Regions from separate parts of the Mus musculus genome. Here regions 1 and 3 are each linked to region 2. A link is a loop called in an ENCODE intact Hi-C map of the cell type or tissue named here. Cell type or tissue: left cerebral cortex. All regions are shown on one strand. Region 1 has its middle 120 kb from the start of Cdh18. Region 2 holds the start of Cdh18 (cadherin 18). Region 3 has its middle 120 kb from the start of Hnrnpa1l2-ps2.

Region 1 (8,000 bases), 120 kb before region 2:
GTTAATTTCTGAGAGAAAACATACAAATCGGATGGACACATCTGTCATTTTATATAACAAAATCTAACGGTAACACATCAATTGCCATTCCATGTCACATTCCATATAGTATGTAACTAGTGGGATGGACATCTACAGATAGTCACTGTTAAGAAAAGTTCCATTAATTGATTATGTTGCTTATAGATGTCCCCAGCTCTTATAATTTATGCGAACAATTCAGAATTCACGGCCTGATTGCCCGAGTTCAGATCTCAGCACTGAAACTTAGAGCCCTGAATGGTAACTGGTCTCTGTAATTTCTATGCTAGGAAGGCAACAAGAGGAAGCTATTTATCTTCTTGGCTAGAATCTAGTAGGCAGCTGAGCACATTGTTCAAAAATAAAGGTTAAAATAGTTATGGAAGGTATGGGATGTTGACCTCTGTGCTCTACATGCATACACATACATGTTTACCTCCGTACACTTGCCAGTGCACATATATGTGCAAGAATATATCAACACATAAACACAAATACATATGAATGAACAAAATGTATTTAATGCAATTTCACTTTGCATATCTTTAAAATGGAAGTAATGATACATTTTAAATAGCTCTTGTTCTTATGCGTTTTCACACATAGAAATTTCTTAAAACTGAGCACAGCAAATAGAGATTTCATCTTCCTCTTTGTGATGGATTTCTGGGGAGGTGCTGGTATTATTATCAACCTTTGACACTATAGGCAGATCTAATTTTCTTCATCAATCAGCCTGTCATAATCAATTTTTATTTACACCCAAAAATTTAGCACATGGCAACATTTGCTAGTTGATGTTTTGCATCATCTAATAAAGTTCCATGTAAGGAGACAAACAAACACATCAAAAATGTGGTTATTATTTTGACCCTATCACTTCCTATTATTCTGATCCCAGCACACTGAGTCAAATTGTCATTCATCATAGATAGACTGCACTGCAATAGTGAGTACTAGTTATACTAGTTATACTAGTTATACTTCTTTGAAGACATTGTGATTACAGTGAAGACATTTACGTTTATTTTTTATTTTAATACTTTGTAGACAAAATATATGGCTTAATGTGAGTTTTAATAAAATATTATAATTACATGAAGCCATTATGCTGAAGCAACGAAAAATAAAATAAAATTTGTTATATGCTGGGAGCATGCATAATTATGGCTCAGATCCTTTTTCTCACATTACATGACCTTCTGATCTTGCATGGTCTCAAGCCCTGACTGGTATGAGAAGGAGGAATACTCACTAAGTGTCTAATGAGAGGGTGTAGGTATGTTTAAACTGAAGAGTACTGGTGAGTTCATAGATATCTTGGGTTTTTTTTTTTAAATTATTTATTAGATATTTTCTTCATTTACATTTCAAATGCTATCCCAAAAGTCCCCTATACCCTCACCCCACCCGGCTCCCCTACCCACCCACTCCCACTTCTTGGCCCTGGTGTTCCCCTGTACTGGAGCATATAAAGTTTGCAAGACCTAGGGGCCTTTCTTCCCAATGATGGTGGACTAGGCCATCTTCTGCTACATTTGCAGCTAGAGACACGAGCTCCGGAGGTATTGATTAGTTCATATTGTTGTTCCACCTATAGGGTTGCAGACCCCTTCAGCTCTTTGGTACTTTCTCTAGCTCATACACTGGGGGCCCTGTGTTCCATCCTATAGATGACTGTGAACATCCACTTCTGTATTTGCCAGGAACTGGCAAAGCCTCACAGGAGACAGCTATATCAGGGGCTTTTCAGCAAAATCTTGCTGGCATATGCAATAGTGTCTGTGTTTGGTGGCTGATTATGGTATGGATGCCCGGTTGGGGCAGTCTCTAGATGGTCCATCCTTTTGTCTTAGCTCCAAACTTTGTCTCTGCAACTCCTCCCATGGATATTTTATTCCCTATTCTAGGGAGGAATGAAGTATCCACGAGTTGGTCTTCTTGATTTTCTTGTGTTTTGGGAGTTGTATCTTGGTTATTCTAGGTTTCTGGGCTAATATCCACTTATCAGTGAGTGCATATCAAGTGACTTCTTTTGTGATTGGGTTACCTCACTCAGGATGAAATCCTCCAGATACATCCAATTACCCAAGAATTTCATAAATTCATTGTTTTTAATGGGCTGAGTAGTACTCCATTGTATAAATGTACCACATTTTCTGTATCCATTCTTCTGTTGAGGGACATCTGGGTTCTTTCCAGCTTGGATCTCATAAAATTGCAAAGCTTCTATAGGGCAAAAGATACTGTCAATAAGACAAAAATGCCATCAACAGATTGGAAAAGAATGTTTACCAATCCTAAATCTGATAGGGGACTAATATCCAATATATACAAAGAACTCAAGAAGCTGGACTCCAGAAATTCAAATAACCCCATTAAAAATGGGGATCAGAGCTAAACAAAGAATTCTCAACTGAGGAATACTGAAGGGCTGAGAAGCACTTGAAAAAATGTTCAACATCCTTAATCATCAGGAAAATGCAAATCAAAACAACCCTGAGTTCCACCTCACACCAGTCAGAATGGCAAAGATCAAAAATTCAGGTGACAGCAGTTGCTGGCGAGGATGTAGAGAAAGAAGAACACTCCTCCATTGCTGCTGGGATTATAAACTGGTACAACCACTCTGGAAATCAGTCTCGAGATTCCTGAGAAAACTGGACATAGTACTACTGGTAGATCAAGCAATACCTCTCCTGGGCATATACCCAGAAGATGTTCCAACTGGTAATAAGGACACGTGCTCCACTATGGTCATAGCAGCCCTATCTTGTTTTGTTTTGTTTTGTTTTGTTTTGTTTTGTTTTTAAATGGTAGACCATTGGACTTTGTGAGCCATTGTACTAATGGGATAGAAGATAGGGTATTTTTGTCAGTGTTAATGAATGTTTACAGAATGACACAGAAAAGTTTTCTGATTTTCATTTTTTAAATTACACTTAATCAATATTACCTTATTAGTTGCATATTGTATGTTATGAGTAACAACCTTAGATACCAGAAAGATGACCAAAAGATCCAAGGTAAGATTTTATGTCTCACTTGGAGAACTTGTGATTTATTGGAACTTGTAAAATGAATTATTTTTTAATATATGTAGTCCATTAATTTGGGGACTGTATTTCAACAAATTCATTCCACAATAACAACCCAGGGAGACTAAGATTTATTAAAATTGCATTCAGTTGAATACTGTGCATATATTACTCCATTCTAAACCTCCAATCTAGTAAGACTTCCTCCCAGACTACATTCCCATCTTCCTTGAAGTTTTTATCCTTTCTCGATTCTGCTCTTTTTTTTATTCTATTTATTTATTTATTTATTTATTTATTTTCTATTAGATATTTTCTTTATATACATTTCAAATGCTATCCTGAAAGTTCCCTATACCCTTCCTCTGCCCTGCTCCCCTACCCACCCCACTCCAGCTTCTTGGCTCTGGCATTCCCTTGTACTGGGGCATATATGTCTAAAGTTTACAATATCAAGGGCCCTCTCTTCCCAGTGATGGCAGACTAGGCCATCTTCTGCTACATAACACTCATGACTCTTCCCTCCCTTTCTCCTTCTTTATTCACCCCTCTTATAATTGTGAATCCCACCTATTCTCTTTGTAAAGCTCATATTGGCTCATGGACTCTTATTGGCAAGGCAGGAATGAATGAGGAACAATGTTTATACAAACTTAGCACAGGATCTTCTAAGAATAAACATAACAAAACCATCTCCAGATTGAAACAAGATATGTGGGCAGAGAAATTAGCATTTGAGAAACACAAGGATAAACTTTACAGAGTATATTGAAACACTAAATCTACAGGAATTCTGTGTTCTCACAGACTACTGTCCTACTGGAAAAAAAAACAAAAAACAAAAACCATCATTTACAGACTAACCTTTGAACTGCTGTATATCCTATTGAAACACCCTACCCCCAACTCCCACAGACCACTAACTACTGCTGAAGCATATGATAGTTTCTTGACATCCTTGATTACAGAAAGGATGCAGAATTTCATTGCCATGTGTAACTTCCACCTCCAGCATTCTGCCAGTTTTGTTGATTGACTGCTGCATACAGAATTGTGTGCATCAGCATAACAAGACAACTTGCTGATGTCGTGGTAAAGGCACGCCCAGAGGACATTTGAATAACACTAGTAGAAGCCTTGAGAAACAGCAGGATTAAAAGACATTTTTTTGGGTATATACTAAAACCTAAAGTCACAAAATGACCTTAGGGTTCCAAACATTCTTATATTATTCTAAGTTTTATTCTAAAATTTGGTAAATATTTCAAAGATACTGCTTTAAAAGTTACACTGCAACGCTTACAAAGCATCTGTAAATGTTTTGCATGATTTCATAACTGATCATATATTCAGAAGGTTTCTTAAAATGGAGTGCATATGATCAGACTCTTGTATACATTGCATGGGAACAGTTTAAATTTTAATGTATTGACCAAAACAATGTGACTATGATGCATAAATAGTTTGTACCTCAACATTTTGCTAAAATACTTTATCATATTGAAATTATTTTATAAAAGTTTTCTATTACTCTGTCTTTGATGTAGAAAATATTTTGTACTTCTTGCATAGTATCTTATGTGAGTAGTATTTTATTCACTTTTAATAAGTTGATCCTTTCTGGATATTATCTGTTGTGATAATAAAGTATAACTACAGAAGAATAAACAGAAATGTTATTAGCATACTACCACTCTTCCTGGCCTATATGCCCCATCTCCTGTGCCTTGACAGAAGACATGAAAACAGTTTATTTCCTTTCCTTAGCTTCTGATAGCAAATTAGTAAACAAAAGAATCAGGGAAAGTGTGAGTAATCCAACTATTGTTTACAAAATTGAGACATTTGTGATTTTCATATTATTCACTATTGGCTTAAAAATACACATTACATAAAGTGCAACAAAATTATACTAGAATTACTGTTGCAAAGCACACCCACCATTCAGTTAAAGTAGATTAATAGTATGTGATAAAACCTTACCAGCATCACATTTTGAGATTATAATGACTGAATTACTAAAATCTCCCTCTTTTCAATTTGCAGTTACTAAGTCCTTTTTGTCTTTCTTGTGGTAAAAGTTGTTTGTAACCCAGAGGGGGCTCTAAACTCATTGTACTTATTTACTTAATAAATCTTCAACTTAGAATCAGTGCACTCAATTTATTTCCACGAGATTTAAGCAAATACTCTTTTAGAAAGGGCAGAGTTGATTGCCACATGTAAACAAGGAATCCCAGTCTAATGTTATTTAGCCCAAGTATATTTCCCGTCTTTGGGTTGCACTTCATAATTAAATTCAGAGGAACTAGTTATGTTCCCTTTTCTAGACACATTTTACCTATGAAATTCGTTTTAGAATAAGGTCAAAATAAATTATTGCGTTTTACTTGTACAGAATACAAACTCATGTTCAGACTTTTCTACTTTAACTTGCAAGACTTTCCTAAGAAATTATTAAATGATGATATTAAAGATATATATAATTACAAATACTAATAATTAAAGTTTGTGAATATGAATTCAAATGTCTATATGTTTCTAACTGTATTCACTGGGAAACTGGATGCAGAAGTTAGAAACACTGGATTTTACTACACTAGTAAGAAGGCAGAAAAGCATAGAATGGAGCCAAGATTGCAGGGGTAGGTGTTGTGCTATTAAGAGGACTCATAGTAAGTGTACAAAGAGATAGGCATGCTCAGTGTTGGTTTGAAGAGATAACCGTTTACTATGCATGAATACAGCTTTCCCCTGGTCAAGCCCAATCATTGGTGATGATTTTGAAGAGTGCAAGTTAATGGAAGCATTTGTGTATTTGCACAGTTTGGGTCTGAGCAATATACTGGCTCCTTAGACTTACAGCGCTCTTCACTGTGAATTAATTCTGCTTTCCCAAAACTTCCACTGTGGCACTCTGTCCCTCAGCACGGGTGATTTAGGAAAACATATATGAAACACATAGTTGCAGATGAAGTCGTGAGAAAGTAGAGTTCAGGGTGGAATTTGTTGCCGGGCAAGGGTAGAAAGATGACGCTTCACCAACGTTTTTCAAGTGAATATTCATCCAAAAAAGCAAGAATCTGAAAATGAGGGTTTAAACTCTGCCCCAGCGCTTTTTCACTAGCAATTCGGTCTGGGATTGCGATGCCAACAACCTAGATCTACAAACAGAAAATTCTCAATGGTTAGTCCATCTGGATCAGGGGTAGCTGCAAACCCGAACCCTTCTTTGTTAGCTGGCATCCTTTGCAATACAATAATATCCTTACTCAGTCCACAGTATTTTTTTCTAAATAAGCACATTTTTCTTTTGGAATCTGGCACTCGAAACTTGTAAAAAACTTTTTTTTTTTTCATACTCTTAAGTTTCTTCATGCCTTAAGATAGGAATGACCTAAGCCAGGCATGGTGGCTCACACCTTTAATCCCAGCACTCGGGAGGCAGAGGCAGGCCGATTTCTGAGTTCGAGGCCAGCCTGGTCTACAAAGTGAGTTTCAGGACAGCCAGGGCTATACAGAGAAACCCTGTCTTGAAAAACCAAAAAAAAAAAAAAAAAGATAGGAATGACCTAAAGCTCTTGATAAGGAGAGAGCATCACACAGAGCTGTGGGAACCACTTTGAGCTCTGTTCTCATTTCAGTTATGACTGTTGCTCTTCTCCTGAAATATGTCCAAGATGACACAGCTTGCCATCTGGGATGAGAATCTGCTTTGGTAATCTTAGAGCCTGCTCTCAGATGAGAGAACATATTTCACTTTCCAGCATCATCTCCCTCCTCTTAGCAAAATTATTTATCAACTGCCTTAAATTAGACACATGGAAGTATCTGTATATTCCTGGAAGGTTATGTTAGTTGCTTGCTTCTCCTTAGATGGGCTTCTGCTTCCAGCAAGGAACCTAGTCTTGATATCCTTGTATCACAGTCATTAATTTTTCCATCACAATTTGCAATTCTTCTCGTGTTTTTATTAGAGCCCTGAGAATTTTGTAAAATAATATTTTATCATAATTTTCTACATTCCTAACTTCTTCCAGACACACCTCTGTATCCAAATCTCCCAAATTAATTTCTTTTATTATTTTTTATGTTAAGTAAAGTTTGTGCTGTATACATATTATTGGATATGTATACTTCCAGTGGAGGTTGGTCAACATGACAGTGACTTAACCTTTGAGAGTTAGGTCCTTAAACCTCATGTTCCTCTCCTTTTGCCTCTCTCTCTCTCTCTCTCTCTCTCTCTCTCTCTCTCTCTCTCTCTCTCTCTCTCTCTCTCTCTCTCTCTCTCTCTCCCTCTCTCTCTCCCTCTCTGAATCCCTCCTTCTATGTCTCCATCAATTCCCTCTCCACTCCTCATTCCTCTCTGTGCAGAGATAACCTCTTGCCCACAGATTCATTAATTATACTTCTAATGAATACTGCCAACAACCTGAGGCTGGATTCACAGCTGTGACCAATGGGATTTTCTCTTTACTCAGCCTGGCCAAGGTCTCTCATCTACTCCCCGAGCTTCTTAAAATTGTATCTTCTTAGTACAAAAGTATAGAGGACATGACTATTGATTAATCTTGCCATAAGGGTATTATACTATTGAGCTGTCAGTACAAAACAGGGAATATTCTCTTCGCAACATTCACAATATTTTACAGGCACTTATGATAGAAAATACATGGTATTTTCCTTTAATCCCAGGACTTGAGAGGCAGAAGCTAGCAAATCTCTGAGTTTAAGGCCAGCCTTGTCTACACATCAAGTTTCAGGATGACCAGGAATAAACAGACAAACCTTGTCTGAAAAACAAACAAACAAGCAAACAAACAAACCAATAAAAATCCCCCCAAAACAAACAAACAAAAAACAATAAGAAGAATTTTTAAGAGGCTTGTCTACTCTTAGATTAAAACTGTTAAATCAACGGAGTATTTTGAATTTATGATT
Region 2 (8,000 bases):
GAAGGGAAATATTGTGTTTTAGGCATAATTGGTATCATAGTACTTGCATGGCTCTTTATAGAGATCTTTCTTTTGTTTTCTTGCACTATTATTGACCAATTTTAAGCTGAAGTGCTAGAATGAGTAAAGATTAGCTTTATTAGGTAAACTGCGGTAATAAAACTGAAGGTGATATTTTATTTATTTTTGATAATTTCACACAAGTATATAATGCATTTAATAACAGTTATGCCTCACTTTTCCTGTTTCCTCAACTCAGATTTCACTTGTCAAATGCCTCCCAATTTACCTCCATTTTAAAACAGAATTATCCAGTTGATTCAAAATAGAGTCTTCTTACCAATGGCCACAGCCCAGCAGCTATCAACTCCCAGTGGGTCCTCAGTTAGGGGTGGGCTCAGTCTCCCACCCATGTTGAAAGGTTGAGAATGTACAGGGCTTCTGCACAAAACCACAGCTCTTCTGAGATCATGAGTTCCACAAACCCTGTCATGTTCACATGAGACAATCTTACAGAGGTCCATTCACAGACATTCTGTCCATCTCCTGTGATGTTTCCTGTGCCTTAGGAGGAGGTAACGTGATTTTTTTTTTTACCAGTACAGAATTTTTCTCATATTCTTTCTACCAAAGATATACAAAGTATATCTTTGGCTAATATAAACTGTAATTTTTTCAGATTTTTCTCACATAAAAATCAAATCCTTTACTACATATTACTTGAAAACAAACTAACTATTTGAAATGACTGATGTGCTACGTAGCTGCATGAGATGGGCTTTTCTCAACACATATCAACACAAAAAGCTATACACCCCAAACACATGCATTGCTTCATGTGATAACTCGATAAAGACACTCAAGGATGAACTACCTTGTCATCCTTGTGCTCTTGAATCCTCCCTCTATTGAGTGAGAAGGAGACTGACTCCTCCCATTATTGAGTGACAAGGAGACTGACTCCTCCCACTATTGAGTGACAAGGAGACTGGATATGTACTTTTACATTCTTGTTTCATTTGTATTTGAAAATATGATTCCTAAATTTTCACAGTAAAACTGAGCATGTAATGGCATCTAAAGTGACAATTTTCTGAGTTTTTCTTTCAAAATGTTCACCATTTAGCAATACATTTTAGTCTTTCTAGTCTCTTTAGTCTGACCAGCGTCAATCCTGTGTTAAATGCTGCTCTTTTGCCAGCTAAAATATTTCTTCTAACTCTCCCAAGGTAACACAAAAAGGGCTGTGCAGCAGAAACTCCCAGGCTTTCAGCTTCTGACATTAGCTCCATAGTAAATTCTGTTGACTGATAAACCATCCAGTCTTTTCATCTTTGACATCAGGAGAAAATGGTCAACTCCTTACTACCTGCCTTTCCTCTAGTCACCATGATCCATACTAGTCGATATGCTGTCTTCTCTGTTCCCTGAAAACACATATCATGTAATAGGTGGCCAACAGATTCATCTTCAGATTGCTGGGGAAGTGTGTCACAGATTATGAGCATCAAATATTTTAAAAAATTTTTTATTGAATATTTTCTTTATTTACATTTCAAATGTTTTCCCCTTTCCAGGTCTCCCCTTCAAAACCCTTATCCCTCCCCCCCCCCCTTGCTTCTATGAGAATGTCCACTCTTGTTCTTCTGCCCTCACATTTCCCTACATTGGAACATCGAACAACCTCAGGCCCAAGGGCCTCTCCTCCCACTAATGTTCAACAAGGACATCTTCTGCCACATATGTGGCCAGCACCATGGGATGCTCCATGTGTACTCTTTGGTTGGTGGTCCAGTCCCTGAAGTCTGGCCAGTTAACACTGTTGCTCCCTTCATGGGGCTGCAAACCCCCTCAGCCCTCAGCTCCATCAGTCCCTTCTCCAACTCCTCCATGGGGGACCCTGAGCTCAGTCCATAGGTTAGCTGCAAGCTTCAGCCTCTGTATTTGTCAGGCTCTAGCAGAGCCTCTTAGGAGACAGCCCTATCAGGCTTCCAGAGACTGCCCCAACTGGGGACCTATACCATATACAGCCAACAAACCTGGAAGTTATTGTGGATGCTGGGAAGTGCTTACTGGTAGAGCATCAAACTTTTAAAGTCACTTAAGTATACTGTACATGGTATTGTGGAATTTAGAGAGCATCTACAGCCCATAATCTGAGAGCAGAGTAATTTATATACATCCACATTTGATAAATAGATATTTTAGGAATGGGTTGTACTTTTTGCGGTTGTCAGCAAGAAAATGTTGACCCATATGATGCATCTCTGCTCCATTCAGTTATTGTTGACTTAACGATGGAAAACCCCAAATGGAGGTCAATAAAACCTTGTTTACTTTTCTAGCACACCCCTGAAATTCTCATGACTGATGGTTGAGAAAACACAGTTGTAGCCTGGTGGCAAACAAACATTCTATTTCAATCACCTAGAAATGATGTAATAAGCAGAGTTAGTCTTCTCCTGAGGATGCTATAGTATACAATGCTAAAATTAAACCACACGACTTCTTTGAGACCAAACGCTCGCCTTCCTATCCTTTTTACTCATCAAAACTACCTTTCCCTCAATCACCAGTGCCTCCTTACAGAGCAAGATATGAGCTGCATCCTCTTTTCAATATTCCTTTAAATAAGAAAAAATGGATTACCATATAATTCTACTTCTGTGTATATTTGTAGGTTTATCAGACAATCAAAGTAACATACAGACCGATCAGATTCTACTTATATATTTAACTATATATGATACATCTACATCATGTGTATGTGTGTGTATATCAGCAATTAGTGGGGAAAAAGAGGCCATGGATTTGAAAGAGAGCAAGAATATATATATATATATATATATATATATATATATATATATATATATATATATATATATGGAGTATATGAAGGGAGGATATGTAAAGATAAAATAGTGTAATATAATCTCAACTTTTTAGGAAATATTATTTTAAAGTAAATTAGGACACCATATATAGAAATCCTTCATTTGTATTGGGAGCCACAAGGGAGAGAATAAATAAAACCTGAGAGAACATTGGCTCATTATTCTGACACTGCTGTTCCTGTTCTACTTTTTCCTAACAGTTCAAATGTTGGTGACTTCCAAATTTTAATTGACTTATTACATGTTTTGTAGTGCAACTTCAATGTGAGATTCTTTCACAAGAGGTAATTCAATTCCAGCACTATTTCTGTTTGTTCCTTTCAAAATATCAACCCCCAAACCAACTGAAATAGTTCTACTCTTCAATACTCCCATGAAATAAAGACAGTCAAATATAAGTAGTTGATTCTAAACATTCCCTCTGCTGCACTTTAAAAGAAAAACCACTTACCTTATCTTCTCAAATGACCTTTCTCAAAGTAGAAAAAGACCAAATAAGATCGGAATGTTACAAGTTAAGTAACCTTTGTCAAACTTTTACCATGATTTATGAATAAATGCTTGGGTATCTTACTGATTTTTTTCACACACACAACCACACACACACACACACACACACACACACACACACATACAGGTTTGGGAAAACGAATATTTCCTAAATTTGAAGAAATATGTTGAGGGTGAGTTATGCTGTATGCTGTATTCATCTACAGCAGCATCATGAGAAAAATCCCAACCTTGATGCTAAAGCTCACATCTGTTTTGCACATTAGCAAATCTGCATCCTGTTAACACTACCTCTTTTCAACCGGAGAGTTTTTCCTCTGGTGTGCATTCAAAAGGGGCTTTGGTAGTTTTAGCAACTATGTATCCAAAGGAATGCTATTTTCTTGGTGTCGGCAACCAATGAGAATCCCTTACGAGTGTTGATATCCCTGTCATGAGACCCTTGGAGTAGTCGCTCCATTTCGAAAAACACCCACCCTTGTTTACTATGATGCTTCCAGTGAGATGCAGGATGGTATTGATGGGTGAGTGTGCGTGACTGACTTCCCGCTGGGAGAAAGTACTGAAGCTGCCTCAGCTGCTCACATCAATTTTGAAAACAGCCAGTCAGGCCTGAAATCCCTGTTATCATAAGCTGTGTACATTACAAAGCGTTGTAATTTATTCAGGAGTCAGAAGAGGTGAGAAGTTCACGCATGGCTTAGTTCTTCTGGCACTAGCAAGAGGCTGGGAAGGCACTGCAGTACCATTCATCTTCAGAAATATAATGCTGACCTCCAAGAGGAAGCTCCATCTAATATAAACCCTACACGCCTTGAGTACTTGGGACACGGCATGAAAGGGCATCTCTCAGGCTAAATCGCTGGACTTCCTCTATACTAGGGATCGCTGATGAGTGAGCCAGCAGTTGGATGTTTAGCAGGCTGTGACGACTTTGCACGGAAATATGAAAATTTATTACCAGCTTGCCACATCAGCGCTTGCCCTGCCTGCCTTTGCTCTTTCCCTTCTGATGTATACTCCCATTCCATCTGACAGTCATCCCTTGCTCTGGCCCCTACTTTCCCATCCCCCGCAGAGTACTGCTGGTCTAAACTGTCACCCGAGTCGTCCTGCGTCCTGCATCCTGGCTGTCATTTTTGAAGAACACAAGATTTTTGTTTTGTTTGCCTGTGTGTGTGTGTGTGTGTGATTCTTATTAACCTTATTGCTTTCTGTGTGACCTTGTCTATGGGACAAAAAGGGTATTTGTGCAGCCCCAAAAGTATGTACGGTGGGGTGGGGGAGAAGGAAGCAAAAGGGGAAGGGAGTAGAGGGAGAGTCAGGGAGGAAGGAGGAGAGACTGCGAGAGCCGAGCTGAGCAGCAGGCCGACACGAGCTGCCAGCCAATCAGAGACGCGCTCGGGAGCTGCAGAGACCCAGCCTGGGAGCCTGGGGCTGGAGGTGCGGAGCCGGAGCCTGGGCTCTCCGAGGACCGTGAGCAGCAGTGCCCAGAGCTCTGAGAAAGTGCCCCCTGTGCTTCTCATAAATTAAGTTCCTTTCCAGCAGTTAGGGCAAGTCAGCCAAGGTAAGGTTTCAATACATCACACTTTACTCTGTCGTGACATTAATATTTTTGTACAATGGGGCTGCTTACTCAGTTCGGAGTGAAACAGCATTGGTGAAATCTTCCTCCTGGATGCTTTTCACAAGATACTGTGCTAATGGGAAAGTTGCAGCCGGCAGCCTTGCCGCTAGTATAAATTTGTGTTTTTCATGCCGGAATGCTGCTATACAGCCTATGGAATGTGGTGCTTCCAATCCAGCTGGTTCCGTGTGTTCTATGGATGTGCGGTTCTGAGGATGTGCGGTTCTGAGGATGTGCGTGTGTGTTAACTGCTCTGCCCCTGAAGAAGTTGGAAGGGGACTCTGCCAGCACATTTGAATACTGAGGGTATCCAATTCAGAGGCATTTATGTCAGTCTGAAAAAAGTGAGATCAGCGTGGTCCGACTCAAACAGGGATTTTGCAATTGGATTTTACATGGTGCTTTTTAATTATGGTCTTTCCAGTATCCTGCAAAATGACAAGGTATCTGCACACTGAAACTGCTGCAAGATGAACAATTTTGTCTTGTTTTGTTTTTGTTCTCTCTTGGATTTTGAGAAATTTCTTATTTTTTTTCCTTTTTTTTTTAATGTTTTCCTTCCCAAGCTGTTTTCATAGATAAATGTTTATGAAAACCTAAGGTGAAACTTTTATGTTTTTACCAAAGGCACAGTAATGATGCAGGCAGAGAAGCCCGCTGACTCCTGGAGCACTAGCTAGTTTATTTAGTGTCTCTGTGTGTTTGTTAACTCTCAGTCAGTGCCTTAACTTGCCAACCTTGTTCTGTTCTGAGTGTACATTCATCTAATTTTGTCTTTGTTTCCACATCTGACAATCAAGGTAAATAGCTTCCATTCTTGTCTGTGAGTGTGCTGTGCATGAAGATGTGTAGCCAAGCAAAGCTTTCATGTGTTAACAGGTGAAAACAGAATCTTATTAGTTAGGGTTGTTAAAATATCCTTACCTCATGTCAATTGCCTTGTCAAGATAAGTGATCCTTGTGGTTTCTCAAATAAAAATTCTTAGGAATAAAAAATACTGTGCTTTTTGGTTTGCTCAGGTGATGGCATGCCTGCTGTGAGTCCAGAGACAGATCAGAGAAAAATTTTGTTATGCAGCCAAAAACCTAACTGTATGCACTCCTTGCATTTTCCAACCTTTTTCTACCTCTCTGAGATCACCCACAGATGTTAAAAGCAGGAGGCTATCCTTCTGCAATAACCATTCTCTGTCTGAGGATATAATCTCCTCAGAGAACATATTAGGTCCTGAATTAAGAGTTTGAAACCCAGAGAAGATCTTGTGCATACCTTGTGATGTGTGGGAGGAGGAAACAGAATGTAATGCTAGAAGGGAGTCCATTCTGTAGCGTTCTGGTCCAGCACCAATTATTATTGCAGTTTTGTTTTCAAGCTTCCTGCTATATGTTTGATTCTATATTTACAGCCAGTGAATTAACCTAGTGTCTGCCACCCAATTCATTCCTTCCACAAGGCATGCGCTAAACAGGCTTCCGTCAATAATCACTTTATGCACTATATAGTTCTACTGTTTTTCAACACAGATAGCTAACTTAAGAAAGCAAATAGAAAAATGATACTAATAGCTAATATTGATTGCTGGCCTGAAAACAGTGAATTGTACAAAATGAGAGCAAGCTGTTTCAAATGCAGCAGAAAGGTCCAGCAGAAGGTAAACCAATAGCAAAGCAGAATGAGGCAGTAGACAGACTGTGATAGGGAACTCTACTTAAAACTCTGACTGCTGCACCCTGAATAGAATTAGCTACAGAAGTCACAAGCAGAGGCAAGAGCTCCTGATACCTGCAGAGGCTTCCTATGGTAGAATCTGGTAATTATCATTCTTCCTATGACTTTTGTCAAAATGGATATGGGAGGCTGAGATGTGGTTTAAAATATTATGATATTTTAAACAAAGTGTATTCTATGTATATAATGTGTTTGATTCCATTGGATCGTAGAAATACCATTATTAGGCTATGCCTCTGTTTTGCTGGCACAATGAATGTAAACTGCATTTTTAGAAGTGGTTGCATCCTTTCTGAATTGACTTATGGCTGGTCAAGAGTTGAAACTATCCCTTTAATTTTTCTGACATCGGTGTTGTGACATGTAAACACGCATGTACACTGTAGCACATTGAAAATGGTGAAGATAAACATTCAGTTGTGCTGAATCACTTGACTGATGCAGTATAGTCCTTCAAAAACTAACCCAAAATTTAGATATATACATTGTGTGTATTATATTCTTTTTTTTTTTTTTTTTTACTTACTAAAGACAATACCGCAGCAAACTTTTCAATTTGCTTAATTCTCTATCTTCATTCAGGTGTTCATGCCTAAAGACTGTGTTCTGGGTTAGGACTTTTGGATGTTGGTTCTATTGATATTTGGATGTTATTTCTTGCTAGGGTAGAGGGATGCCCTGAGCTTTGCAGACAGTGTAGCAATCTCTTTGATCTCTAAACATTAAATTCAAGGATCATTTTGCTAAAGGTTAGGCAACCAGAAGTAGCAGCTCCTTATGTTGTTAACTTTACAGTAAGGTGTGGAAGAAAACATCACTCTCTCATGGTGAACTACTGCACTTACAATAGTGAAGGGCAGGTTTACAAAATGGTCATAAGCATGCCAATGAAGTAGACACCTATCCATGTGCATCAATTTGTGTGCACTACCCATGAATTCTCATATTACTTTGAAATTGAATTGATCTCGAGTTGTAAACTTTCAATAGGTCCTACCACATTATTGTAAAACACAGTAATGACCACATCCTTATTTTTTCTATTAATTGAAAATCTGACACAGAATACATGTCCTAAATCACAGTAGGAGTAGAAAAGAACACCAACAAAAGGTTCACATGTTGGGCTTACAATATCTGTTACTATTATCTTTATTGTAACAATGGCCCATTAATAAAATAATATATACATGGAAGTATGGAAGTATGAATTTTCTGTTTTACATTTTCATTGTTTGGG
Region 3 (8,000 bases), 200 kb before region 2:
AAAAACTCACCTTTATTTCTCTTTTCCTTCTTTTATCAAAACCATATCTTCTTATGTCAAAGAACAACCCTGTACTGTTCTTAAAAAAAAAAAAGATTAGATATTTTCTTCTCTCTCTCTCTCTCTCTCTCTCTCTCTCTCTCTCTCTTTTTGTGAGCCAATGAGTTTATTGGAGTTAGAAAGACATTGCAGTCCTACCTGCAATGGAGGAGTGTTCTCTTTGGAACATAAAGCAATGAGTCATGGAAGGGAAGTTAGGAGTGTTGCTTGGCCCCAGGGGAGTCTTAATGTCCTGGCTATTTATACTGGTGTCTATGCATCTGGCATAGGGAAGATTGTTTTTGCAGATGCTAATATCTTGTCTTCTCTTTGATGGAAGAGTGCTTTTGCTTTTGATTTCAGTTTTCCTTCTGGTTTCGAAAAATAACTTGGTGGCAGTATGTTGTCTTGCAGGAAATTTCCCAAGGGTCCTGATAAATTTAAACACTGGAAATTCCATGTAATATACATGTAGTATAAAGTTCATATTCTTAGAAATAGAGACGGGATGGAAAAGGGTTCCAAAGGGATTCACAAGAGGGAGAAAAGCCCAGTCATCCAGTAGGTTCTGCTTAGTTTCCTGGCAATGGGCAGAAAATGAATTGAGACAACAACACAAGGTCTGCTACAAAGCTGGGGATGAGACTGGAGATAGGACTTGGAAGAATGGAGGGAGAGATGCAGATCTGTAGATAGCCAACTTTCTCCCTGGACAACATGTTCTATCGTTTCCCATAGACTGCTTGATGAAGTTGAATGCGAGAAGAAAGCAATTAGTGACAGGGAAAAGGCTAATAGGGGAAGATCTGTGTGACCCACTTGGTGAGCAGGGGAAAGGGAGACTGCAGCACGTTTTCTGATGTGATTTTGGGAGTGAGTACTGATGGTTGGACTTGGAGGACCAGAGAGACAGGTCAAGATCTGCAGTCAGCTTCCCTGCTTCCCTACAAAAGTGTATTTGCAAATTGTCATACAATGACTTCAGTGCTTCAATTTTATTTTGCTTAAAATAGAAATAATTTTATTAAACTTTCTGATATTTTTTGAAACTATATAGATAAACTGATTTATTTTATTGCATCTTACAATCTTTCTAAACAAATTATGTAGCATATTAATGTCTATTGGTTTCTGTAGGTTTTTCCTCAAGGAGGATCATTTTTATCCGAAGAAGAAAGTCTGATACTCCATGACTTAAATCTCATTTAATATTCCTTTGTTTAACTCATTTACTCGGTGAGCATGTATCTCTTTTGCAAACCTGAAAATACTGATTAATTTTGGATTTCATAATTTTGTTCTGTTAGACTAAAAAGAAATGATATATTTTAGATCCCTAAGAAGGTTATTAGATTTTGGTGAGATAGATTTTTTTTTCCATTTTACTGCTGTCCTGTAATGTTAATTTAATTTCTCCTTAAATTCATAATTTAACACTGAAAACATCTGTTCTTAGATTTTCTTATAGTACAAATTCAACTTGTTTTATAGCTGCTAGGCTAAAATTTTTTGTTTTTCTTTTACAATGCCCTTTGAAGCTTTGTGCATTTTGTGAGGAAATGTCTGTTTTGAATACATTGATCATTTATATAAATGCTTTCTTATTTGAATGTGTTATCTGTGAATTACTTGAACAGTGTTAACTTCTTAAATACTCTGGACATTACCTAATTTATAAAGTAATCTCCCCCTGATTAGTTTGACTCTCAGATATGAAATTAACCTTGACTTCAATTTAACTTGTGAAAAATAGCATCAACTGGGTGAGAATTTTAAGTATCTAATGGTCTGTTTTATCAGAAGCTGATTGCTATCCTTACTCTGCTTTTCCATTTAACTGCCTCAGATGATTTGTTTCAGTCCCTTAAAAGTCACCTTTATCATACAGTTTCTTTGGGGGCCAATTCCAGCATACCCTCATAGTCTGGTCTTCTGCTCTGACTTATTAACAATACAATGTACACCAAAAGTTCTATTAAACGTTTGCTTTCTCAATATTCATTTTTAGTTGTACTTTAGAGCATTACCCTTCATTTCTGGTTTAACCGTTTTTATTGCATTAGGAGCCTTTCTTCTATTTTTGCTTCTACAGTTATTTCTGCTCTTTCTGCTGCTGTTATTTTTTTCATACTTGGAGAAGAATTTTCATATACTTCTGCTACATGTGTACTTTAAAACATTGCTTTCATTTTTATTTTACTACTGTAGTTATTCTCATGGGTTTAGGTTACTATAAGAACTTAACCTTCGTGAAGCTTTAAACAGAAAAAACAAAAACAAAAACAAAAAACAGGCTTTTCTCTCAGCATCCTTGGAGCCAAGAAGCCTAAGATAAGTTCTTCTCCAAGTACGGTTTCTGATTATGTAGTGAATACTGGTTTATAGATGCCCATTTAGTATCAGACATTCATATGGTAGTAAACAATGCGTACTCTTAACCATGTGTCTTCTTTGAGGATATAGGACCAGTTTATATTAACCCATGGTGAGAGTCATAGAGTGAACCTTTATATGAATAAATAAGGGATATTGTATAATTGCATTTAGGTAAGTAAACAGGTGACATTGTTAGGAGTAAACACTGATGGTTGGGAGTGGGAAAGAAGATGTGGGAGAGAATGTGAAGAGCAGGTATCTGGGTCAGAATAGTCACCATGAGTTTAAGACTTACCTATGTTACATGGCTTTTAAGACCACAAAGCCAACTTGGGTTACAGAATGATGTTGTACAAAACAAAACAGCAAGTAGAACAAAACCAAATGGTAAGAACAAACAAAATATGATATAGATATTTTATGCAGTACGTTGTAATTTTGCATCAAGAACTTAAAGAGAAATCACAAGAATATAAAATGCTATTTACAAAATAGTTGGGCTCTACACACCACATTTTAGCTCTAACAAAACAATACAAAGTATTTCAGAGTAAAGTTTTTTATCTAAAAATAACTGTCTTCTCATCCCTCATCCTTGTAAGATTCATGGATGTGACATGTCTTTGCTTCAATATAACTCATAGACATAGGGTGGAAGCAAACTATTTCACAATTGACAAAATGACAGCTACAAAGGAGAAATAACACCTACAGGAGAGAAGAGAGCAGGAGCAGGACAGGACTGAAGATTCTTGGAATGAAGACAGCTTCCAGGAAAACGTGATACACTTTCTAAGCATAACCAAAAAAAAAAAAAAAAAAAAAAAAAAAAAAAAAAAGAAAATAGCTTGGACAGCACTTTGTCAAAACCTAATAACTATAATTTAATGCTAATTAGAGGCTGAAGTTTTTCCTTTTTTTTTTTCCAACATAGCGTAGCTGTGTGCATCATAGTTGTGGTTATTTCAAATAAATATCTTTAGTTTGTACTCTATTCCAGAGTGCTTTGCCTGAGGATTTAAGTTCACAAAGTAATGAAACATATGGATCATTTATGACAGTAAAATAATTATAAAAATAAATTCTGAAATGCCTTCTTTTTCTAGCAAGTCCCCAAGCAAAAGCCACTTTTTGTGTGTGTGTGTATGTGGGGGAGGGGAGAGGAGGAGCACAGAGTGTTAAATATATACAAGAAGATGACAAATATTTTAATAACAATTTACAATTTCAAAAAATATATTAAAACAGTGAAATCGTGGTGTTCATGTTTGGTAAAATAGTCTTGTATATTATAATTGATACTTGTACTACAATAACATATGGTTGCTATTACTCATTAAGAAGTAGCAATTGTTTTTAAGGCTTTTAGTAAGATTTATATATCAGTATAATTTTAATTTTTATCACACTGTTAAACTACATTATACTTAATAGATTGGAATTCACTACAATTTCAATCTGCTGTTATAAACAAATGGATCACCATGGTCAGCAATCATTGGTCTGGAAATAAAAACAAATATTTCCCTCTGGCATGACTTTGTAATCTATGCAGATGATGCATATGAGCTATTGAAAAAATGTGAGAAATGGAGAGAGTTTTTCAAATATAATTTGAAGTGCTTGTCTGAGTGCTTTATGGATTTTGTAGAATCTTGACCAATTACCACTAGGGGGAACTAAACCCACTACAGTTTGAAGTTGGTATTTTATCAAAGTTTACATGGTTGTAAAATTCATTACTTATTATCCAATCTTTTTTTTTTCCAAAATCTGTAGAATAGAATTATTCTGTAGATAAAAGAAAGCTTTGACAAAGACAGTGGTAGAAGTAAAATAACATCTCCTTTGCTTAACAAGATAAATACATTCCAAAGAATTCTCTGAGCTCTGCTTTACCTACTGAGTACACTTTACTATCATTTCACCACGTAAGGACAGTCTTCCTTCCTTCCTTCCTTCCTTCCTTCCTTCCTTCCTTCCTTCCTTCCTTCCTTCCTTCCTCCCTCCCTCCCTCCCTCCCTGCCTCCCTCCCTCCCTTCCTTCCTTTCATTTACTTACATTCCAAATGCTGTCCCCTCCCTGTCCCTCCTCACAATGTTCTTCAACCCATTTCCCCTCTGCTTTGCCTCTGAGATGTTCCCATATCCAGCCACCCACCCCTACCCAACTAACACCCATCCCTGATTGATTTACCCACCACCACCACCAGCAACAGCAGCAGTAGCAGCAGCAGCAACAGCAGCATCCCCCTTCCCTGGGAAATCAAGTCTCTACTGTATTAGACTCATCTTCTCTCACTGAGGCCAAACAAAGCAGTCCTCTGCTAGATATATGGTGGGGGCAGGGAGAGGCATGAAGTAGCCAATGTGTGCTCTGTGGTTGGATGCTCAGTCTCTGGGAACCAGGGTCCCTTGATACTGTGGTCTTCTTATAGGGTTGCCATCCCCTTTAGCTCTTTCGATCCTCCTCCCAACTCTTACAGAGGGATCTAGAAGCAGTATTTGTGTACTTTTTAAAAAACATTTCTCCTTTTATGTCTCCTTCCCCTCTCAGTGAACAGTATATTATTATTATTTATATCCTTTCTATTTTTCTATTACCGTTATTTCTCCTTTTGATAACCTGTGTCTACCTATGAGAATTCCTCTCTTTGCACCAGGAATTTGTCAAGGGTGGCTTGGACCCTGATTATCAGGCTGATGGAAGGCCCCTTCCCCTACGGACTCGTCTTCCTAGACCTCAGCGAGTGTTTTTAAAGTAAAGTATAAATCATTAAGAAAATTCCTCAGCAAAACTTTTTCCTGTGCTTGTACTATCAAGTTTTTTCTATTTTCTCCGTTTTTTTAAATGAGCACTATGATGAATATTTAATAGTTGTACTATATTTCAGTTGAAGATCATACATAACAAGAGTAAGAGAACTGACTTGAAATATTTGGAAAAATCGAAGTTACCCAATTAACCAAGTAATGACAGGCAAAGTCCAAATAAATATAATTTCTCTGCAAATTAATAATACCAATTACTATAAAAATCAATAAGGAACAGCATGTATATGTGAAAATGAATATATATATATATATATATATATGTAAATATATATATATATATATATATATATATGCATTACTATTTATATCTCTTATTGCTGAGTTCATACTTACTCCAGAATCTGCCCTCTTCATCATCCACCAAAGACTTCAAGTCTTACTGAAAAGGAGAGTTTAGAGTTACAAACATGGTGTAAAAGGTATGTATGCCAAATAAAATAAAAGGCTTCTTTTTTAAATAAGAAATAAAGAACAATATTCTTCAAAGTAGGTAAAATATTAAATGTATAAATGTAAACATTAAAGTTATCAGTTGTATGCACCTAGTCTTACCACTGTAGTCACATGAAATACTGAGTTGGACATGAAATTGTGTTAGTCATGACTATGTTTTCAAAAATGACCTATATCCTAAGAAACCATACCTTTCATGAATGCAAATGTGCAAAAAGGACCTCTCTTCATTTATTGGGGAAGTTTTAATGTAGAGTTTTTAGATGTTTGTGATGATGCATTTTCAAAATCAAAATTCAATAAAAAGGTATTAGAAGAAGAAGAAGAAGAAGAAGAAGAAGAAGAAGAAGAAGAAGAAGAAGAAGAAGAAGAAGAAGAAGAAGAAGAAGGAGGAAGAAGAAGAAGAAGAAGAAGAAGAAGAAGAAGAAGAAGAAGAAGAAGAAGAAGAAGAAGAAGGAGAACAAGAACAAGAAGAACAAGAAGAAGAAGAACAAGAAGAAGAAGAACAAGAAGAAGAACAAGAAGAAGAACAAGAAGAAGAACAAGAAGAAGAAGAAGAAGCACCATCAGGAAGGAAGATACTATTTCCCTTTACAGATTTCCCTTTACAGATTTGGGAGAACAGTTCATAATCCTTCAGTTCATAATCCATGGCAGCAAAATCATGATGTGTGATCACATGTATACGCAATCAAGAAACAGCTAACAGACAGGAAGTACAGCACAGCTGTAAAACGCTAAGGCCTGGTCCTAGTAACAGACTATATAAAGAAAGCCCCACCTCCTAAATGTTCTATGAACTTCCAAATGGTGTCACAATCCTGAGACCAAGTGGTCAAACATAGGAGTTGAAAATGGTCATTTCAGATTCAACCTGTAAGGGCAAATATGGAAAAGAATTAACAAGGCTGAATCTTGCTGGTATATGCAATAGTGTCTGCGTTTGGTGGCTGATTATGGGATGAACCCCCGAGTGGGGCAGTCTCCGGATGGTCCAACCTTTTGTATTAGCTCCAAACTTTGTCTCTGCAACTCCTTCCATGGGTATTTTATTCCCTATTCTAGGGAGGAATGAAGTATCCACTCGTTGGTCTTCCTTCTTCTTGATTTTCTTGTGTCAGCCATCATTGAGAAGAGAGGCCCCTTGGTCTTGCAAACTTTATATGCCCCAGTACAGGGGGATGCCAGGGCCAAGAAGTGGGAGTGGGTGGGTAGGGGAGCAGGGTGGTGAGAGGGTATAGGGAACTTTCTGGATAGCATTTGAAATGTAAATAAAGAAAATATCTATTAAAATAATAATAAAAAAATTAACAAGGCTGTATCATAATTCAGCTATTGCGAATTAAACAGACATATTTACATTAAGGAGCCCAAAATCCCAGTAACTGAAATTGAGATACTGAATCAAATTCTGGTTAATGTTAAATGCAAAGGACAAATATAATTTAAGAACATATTTTAAATTGTTATCCATGATGTCTTTAGACCCATAGGGGCCGATTCTCTGTCTCTAGGCTCGTAAAATTCTTATCAGGCAATGAGTACTCTACACAAACCCTCTGGTTTCGGTTCAATGGACAGCTTTGTGTTCCATGTTGAATGATGTAGGATTTTTCGTATTCACATACTCCATTAGGTGTGACATATAAGGAAGGTGGATTCCTATGAAAAGAACATGATGTCATATTGCACATAGAATAACTTACTATTTAGTAAACTTCCAAAAACTCATTCATTTTATTTTTCATAGTGGAGAAACCTAATAATATGACTAATTTTCTAAAAATAATAAGACTGGGAGATAGGACTGAATAAGCAGGAGGAATCAAGGATACCACAAGAAGACCATCAAAGTCAAATAACAGAGAATGAACTGCCAACTACAAAGATCATGCAGGGACAGAACCTAGGCCCACTGCATACTTATGCAGCTTGGTCTTCATGTCAGTCCCATAAAAGTTGGAGAGAAGGCTGTCTCTGACTCTGGTGCCTGTCATTGTATTCCCTTCCCCTAGCTGGACTACCTGGAGATGCCTCAGTGGGCTGATCTTAGTGCTGCTGTGATTTGTTGTTCTAGTGCAGGATGGACCCTACCCACGGAGGTCTTTCCCTTCTCTAAGGAGAAGGGGATAGGGTAATAATGGTAGGGGCTTGTGACAGTGACACTAGGAAGAGGGTGTGCAATTGGGATGAATTGTGAGTGTATAAATACATTTTGAAAAATTAAGAAAGAAAACTACCAAATACAAACAGTAAAATGGCAAAAAACATTATAAGAAAAAAAAATGCTTAGAAAAT

The links. Peaks named below come from ENCODE experiments on the same cell type or tissue, not always from the same donor. Only the 100,000 strongest peaks of a DNase experiment are listed, where the experiment ranks them.
Region 1: a loop joins it to region 2, with 3 times the contacts of the local background. A loop is called at or near these places in 2 of 42 quality-filtered maps.
Region 3: a loop joins it to region 2, with 2.4 times the contacts of the local background. A loop is called at or near these places in 2 of 42 quality-filtered maps.

The regions. Positions count from the first base shown.
Region 1 is chr15:22,907,899-22,915,898 of GRCm38, forward strand. It overlaps a transcript of Cdh18 not described here and the pseudogene Gm19840. Among named protein-coding and RNA genes, the nearest start is that of Cdh18, 120 kb to the right of the region's middle. In left cerebral cortex, no CTCF peak of the experiment used is centred here; DNase peaks (open chromatin) are centred at 3,746, 4,016, 5,792, 6,146 and 1 more place; H3K27ac peaks cover 803 bases.
Region 2 is chr15:23,031,612-23,039,611 of GRCm38, forward strand. Cdh18 (cadherin 18) reads left to right here and starts at 4,852. Exons shown (of 12, transcript NM_001081299.1): 1 at 4,852-4,971. In left cerebral cortex, no CTCF peak of the experiment used is centred here; DNase peaks (open chromatin) are centred at 4,796, 5,090, 5,850, 6,176 and 1 more place; H3K4me3 peaks cover 3,244 bases; H3K27ac peaks cover 2,682 bases.
Region 3 is chr15:22,829,237-22,837,236 of GRCm38, forward strand. It overlaps a transcript of Cdh18 not described here. Among named protein-coding and RNA genes, the nearest start is that of Hnrnpa1l2-ps2, 120 kb to the left of the region's middle. In left cerebral cortex, a CTCF peak has its summit at 4,071 (motif pointing right); a DNase peak (open chromatin) is centred at 4,074.